Linked DNA regions of Homo sapiens: region 1 is linked to region 2. A link is an interaction called in ENCODE POLR2A ChIA-PET data of the cell type or tissue named here. Cell type or tissue: PC-9. All regions are shown on one strand. Links, peaks and the distances in the headings refer to the core of each region. The heading gives the core; the rest is flanking DNA.

What was found. Peaks named below come from ENCODE experiments on the same cell type or tissue, not always from the same donor. Only the 100,000 strongest peaks of a DNase experiment are listed, where the experiment ranks them.
Region 1: POLR2A ChIA-PET joins it to region 2 with 10 read pairs; 3 of 35 experiments call an interaction of 5 or more read pairs at or near these places.

The regions. Positions count from the first base shown.
Region 1 is chr3:197,305,220-197,308,139 of GRCh38, reverse strand. No RefSeq gene overlaps it. Among named protein-coding and RNA genes, the nearest start is that of DLG1, 8.1 kb to the right of the region's middle. In PC-9, for the core only: no CTCF peak of the experiment used is centred there; a DNase peak (open chromatin) is centred at 1,599; H3K27ac peaks cover 2,116 bases.
Region 2 is chr3:197,091,725-197,094,644 of GRCh38, reverse strand. All of the region lies in intron 14 of DLG1 (discs large MAGUK scaffold protein 1), which reads left to right. Among named protein-coding and RNA genes, the nearest start is that of MELTF, 63 kb to the right of the region's middle. In PC-9, for the core only: no CTCF peak of the experiment used is centred there; no DNase peak of the experiment used is centred there.

The DNA of each region.
Region 1 (2,920 bases), core at 152-2,651, 210 kb before region 2:
GATTATTTTAGGCCAATTACTGCAGTGGTTGTTGTCTGATTTCCTGGGTTGCTTGCTGCAGAGGTTGTGGATCACAGAGTTCTGTTGTCATATATGGTCTGGTGTGTATTCAGTCTTTCATCATATATAGCAATTTCTTGAATTACTTTCTCATCCCAATCCCCCTTGACATTTCAAAATGTAGTGGCACGCAAAGTGACTTGCCAACTTGTTTAAATCCATTCGTTTTTGTTTGTTTGTTTTGAGAAGGAGTCTCGCTATGTCGCCCAGGCTGGAGTACAGTGGCGCAATAGCTCACTGCAACCTCTGCCTGCCGGGTTCAAGCAATTCTCATGCCTCAGCCTCCTGAGTAGCTGGGATTGCAGGTACCTGCCACCATGCCCGGTTCATTTTTGTATTTTTAGTAGAGACAGGGTTTCACGATGTTGACCACGCTGGTCTTGAACACTTGACCTCAGGTGATCCACCTGCCTCAGCCTCCCAAAGTGCTGGGATTACAGGCGTGAGCCACTGTGCCTAGCCTAAATAGTGATTTTACATGGAGTTTTGTCATTAGGAGGAGGAAGAAACTTGACTTTTTCACTCTAAGGGGATCTTCTATTTGTTTCCAGGAATTTTAGGGACTCACATACATATTAAATTTGGAAAGGTTCTGAGAAGTAATTTTAAAATTGTCTATAGGCAGAACCACATTTAAATCTTCCTAGTGAGGCTGGGTGCAGTGGCTCATGCCTCCAGACCTGGCTAATTTTTGTATTTTTAGTAGAGATGGGGTTTTATCATGTTGACCAGGCTGGTCTTGAACTCCTGACCTCAAGTGATCCACCCACTTCAGTCTCCCAAAGTGCTGGGATTACAGGCGTGAGCCGCCATGTCCAGCCTCAGGTTGAAAGCCTTCTCATAATGTGTGGTGACCCTTGGTTGGCTCCTCCTGTTGAAAGCTGAGCTGATTGGAGGCTCTGTGTATATTTGAGATATTTGAGAGGCTCATTGATTGGTCTGCATTCTTTTTTTCTGACAGATTCTCACTCTGTTGCCCAGGCTGGAGTGGAGTGGCTCGATCTCAGCTCACTGCAACCTCCGCCTCCTGGGTTTAAGTGATTCTCCTGCCTCAGCTTCCTGAGTAGCTGGGACTACAGGCACCCACCACCACGCCCTGCTCATTTTTGTATTTTTAGTGGAGATAGGGTTGCACCATATAGGCCAGGCTGGTCTCGAACTCCTGATCTCAGGTGATCCGCCCACCTCAGCCTCCCAAAAGTGCTGGGATTACAGGCCGTGCCTGGCCTGGTCTGCATTCTTGAAGGGCAATAAAATGACCAGCTTGACATTTTTTTTAAGCAGCTTTATTGAGATATAACTCACACACCATACAATTCACCCATTTAAACTGCACAGTTCAATGGCTGTTAGTATATTCACAGAACTGTGAGTCCAAAACCACTGTTAATTTTAGAACATTTTTATTAAAATAAAAAAACCTCATTCCTTAGCCCTCACCTTCCAACCCCTTCCATCCCATGCTCCTCAACCCTAGGCAACAACTAATCTACTTTTTCTCTCTACAGATTTGCCTTTTCTGGATATGTCATCTAAATGGAATTTGCAGTATGTGGTCTTTTGTAACTTGCTTCTTTTACTCAGCATAATGTTTTCAAGGTTCACTCATGTCATAGCATGTATCAGTACTTCACTTCTTTATTTTGCTGAATAATATTATGTTACATGGGCGTACCAATTTTATTTTTCCATTTACCAATTCATGGGTATTTGCGTTGTTTCCACTTTCTAGCTATTACGAATAATGTTGTAATGAATATTTGTGTATAGACACGTGTTTTCAGTTGTCTTTGGTGTATACCTAGGAGTGGAATTGTCACATCCTATGGAAATTACATGTCCAAGTGTTCAAAAAACTCCCAGACTGTTTTCCAAAGTGGATGCACCATTTTACAGTCCCAGCAGCAGTGTATGGGGGTTCTGATTTCTCCACATCCTTTGCAGCACTTGTTATGATGGTAACAGCTGTGTCTTTTTGATCAGAGCCATCCTTGTGGGTGTGAAGTCTACCTCACTGTGGTTTTTATTTGCATTTTTCTGATGGCTTAGGCTTTCGTTGTAAGCCTTCCAACTATGAGTATCTACTGATCTTTCTGAGGCAATTCCATTTTTCTCTCTGAAGGGTACTCCAGCTATGGCTAGCAGGAAGAAGGAGGTGGGTGTGAGGGAGTTATCTCTGTTCAATACACAGATTTTCCCTTAGTTTCCTGTACTATAATGCACCACCATCTTCCTCTGAGTCTAGTAGTTCCAAATCTAAAACTTCTCTTATTCTCCAATAAATCAAATTCTTGCCTTTTGGAGGAGTGAGGGAAGATGGTCACCGGTCTGAATATGTGGGAGCCTGGGCATCTAAATTCCTTTTTTTTTTTTTTTTTTTTTTTTGAGATGGAGTCTTGCTCTGTCACCCAGGCTGGAGTGCAGTGGCACAATCTCAGCTGACTGCAACCTCCGCCTCCCGGGTTCATGCGATTCTCCTGCCTCAGCCTCCTGAGTAGCTGGGATTACAGACGGGCACCACCATGCCTGGCTAATTTTTGTAGTTTTAATAGAGATGGGTTTCACCATGTTGGTAAGGCTGGTCTCAAACTCCTGACCTCAAGCAATCCACCTGCCTTGGGCTCCCAAAGTGTTGGGATTACAGGTGTGAGCCACCGCGCCTAGCCACTCTTCTTTTTATTAAGGATGGAGGAACAAGTTTCTCTTTGTTCTAATATTTTTGGAGTCTTTTTCCAAGAGAAAAAAAGAATAGAGATACAGCTTTATTCTGCTCTTTTGAACCCAAGCTTCTCCAAATTATTATGGTAGCATTTCTTATTAAATATTTACTTCTCTCTTATTCTTAAATTGCTTTGTTCAT
Region 2 (2,920 bases), core at 147-2,646:
TGAAGAAGATTATAAGGAAGAGAGTATATAACATGAAAAAGCTATATGCTCTGACAATTTTGATAAGGTACAATTATTAGAAAATGGGGACAGAATTTGAGGATAATATGAAAACAGAATAAGCCTCCTAATTGCTTTAAAGTTTTTAACTGGATATAAAAGGATAGTATTTCCAATCCAATCTGGGAAGATTGCTTGTAGGAGGAGACCAAAAGACAAAAGCCAAACAAAAGTTTGCCATTAGAACAAAAGGACAAGCGTGTCTGAATTGTTACACACACACTTAAAAGAACAAACCATATAGTGAGACTGTGCTCCAGTTACTGTTGCTTCATGAGATACTACCCCAAGCTTAATAGGTTAAAACAGCCTTTTAATAGGTTTTGTAGGTTAGGAATTCAGGCAGGATTCTGGCCAGATGGTTCTTGTTTTCCTTCTGGCATCAACTGAGGTCACTTAGTGGGACTTAGGTGGCAAATGAGCTGCTTTGGAGGGCCCAGTTTGGCTTTGCTCTCCTTGTCTTATGTGTTGGTGGTACTGGCTAGAAGTTTGGGCTCAGAGCACCATCATGTGACCTCTGCAGTATGGTGGTTTTAGAACAGTCTTGTTACATGGTATCTGGCTTCCACTGAACAAGCATTACAGAAGAACCAGGCAAAAGCTTCATGGCCTCTTCTAATCTGACCTTGAAAGTCATACGGGATTACTTTCACATTTTTTGGCATACAAATGACCCAAAGCACTAGCCCAGATTCCAGGAGAGGGGAATTAGATTCCACCTGTCGATGGGGAAATTGCAAGGTCACAGTGTACAAGAGCATGTGGGATGCAGGCATCTTTGGAAAATATAATCTGCCACTGGTTTATTTATGTTAAAAGCTTGAATAAATAAGACAGGATGGTAAGAACAGAACTGAGAACAATTTCAGTTATATCAAAAGTTAATTCATAAAAGCAGACAATTTTCAGGCTTGCTAATGAAGCAGAATTTAACCCTGTGCAGTACATAAGAGTCATACCTACCACAAAGAAGTAAAGGTTAAAAATAAAGGACTGCATATTGCTGTAAAAAAAAAAAAAAGCGTGGATGACATCTTTCTATATTGTGCAGTGATCTTCTGGATATACTTACTATTAAGTGAAAAAAGCAAAGCAGGGAAATGTGTATTCTACTGTTTAAGAAAGAAGAGAAATGTTGGCTGGGCACAGTGGGTAATCCCAGCACTTTGGGAGGCCGAGGCAGGCGGATTACGAGGTCAAGAGATTGAGACCATCCTGGCCAACATGGTGAAACCCCGTCTCTATTAAAAATGCAAAAATTAGCTGGGCATGTTAGCGCATGTCTATAGTCCCAGCTCCTTGGGAGGCTGAAGCAGGAGAATCGCTTGAAGCCAGAAGGCGGAGGTTGCAGTGAGCCAAGATCGCGCCACTGCACTCCAGCCTGGTGACAGAGTGAAACTCCGTCTGAAAAAACAAAAAGAAAAGAAATGTATTATGCTTGTGATGTTTGTGTGTATATATACACACATATATACAGATATAAAAATATGGAATAAATGTAAATGTATTTGCGTGTTTGTGGGTATCTTTATATTGTTTAAATGTTGACATATAAGGATCAGGACAGAATAGGATGAGAAAAAGGGATAGAAGCTGGACTTTTAAATACCTGTGTTTTATAGATTTGACTGTGGAGTTATTTTACCTACTTATAAAATCAATGAAAAATTTTAAAGGCAAATTGAAGTTGAAAATAAAGTACAAATGAATCTAAATGTGTATCCACTTGGCAACAGTAATACTCAGGAAGGAACTATTCCAAGTGATTTTAAAATGGTAATTGGCCAGGTACAGTGGCTCACACTTGTGATCCCAGAGCTGTGAGAGGCCAAAGCGAGAGGACTGCTTGAGGCCAGGAGTTCAAGAACAGCCTGGGCAACACAGCAAGATGCCATCTCTACCAAAAATAATTTTTTAAAAATTAGCCAAGCATGTTGGTGCACACGATGGTCTCACCTACTCGGAAGGCTGAGGCAGGATTGCTTGAGCCCAGGAGCTCAAGCCTGCAGTGAACTATGCTTGTGCCACTGTAGTCCAGCCTGGGCAACAGGGCAGGACCCTGTCTCTAAAAATAAAAAAAGAAAACAATAATTCAACCATACATCTCTAGCTATAGCCTAAGGATTAAAAGCTACAGGAAATAGTTAACTGTTTACAGTAATCATATCATGGTAGTAGTGTTGGTGGTCTAATTCACTGTTGTAATATTGGATAAAACAAGTAAGTCATTATGCCGGTACTTTTATTCTGCTATCTCCACTATCTTGAGAACCAGAATTACTCATATCCAAGAAAGCAGATACAACGCTAAAATAGGAGAGCTTAAGTAAAAACCCAGTGGTCCTAATTTTTCATTAGAAAAACCAGTATAAACTCATGATATATTTTTATGATCTCCATTCATCAGTCTATAGTTTAGCTGTTTCTACACATACCAAAGACAACTTGCCATGGATTGATATTTATTTAATTATGATGGATACATTCTACTATTAAGGCTATTTATGTTTTTATTTTAAGTGTTTTGTTGTAATTTTGAAAGGATAGTAAAATATTTTATTATTAATGTGGAATTTTAAATGTTTCTAAGCTTTTTGATGAATTGTTGCTTCAGTTGAGCTTATTATCCGTAAAACAAAGTTGATGATTATGGTGAAAGAAAGAGTAACTCAACAATAATCATGCTTACTCTTACTCTGTCATCTTAACCTACACAAAATCCCAGAGAAGTTATTTGCTGTAAGACAGGCTTTATAAGAAACTCAGATTTGAAATGACCTAGTTGTCTGCAATTTGTTATAAATAGAGGGGAAAAAAGATATGTGTTTATAACCATGTAACTGCAATATTTTTGAAAAGG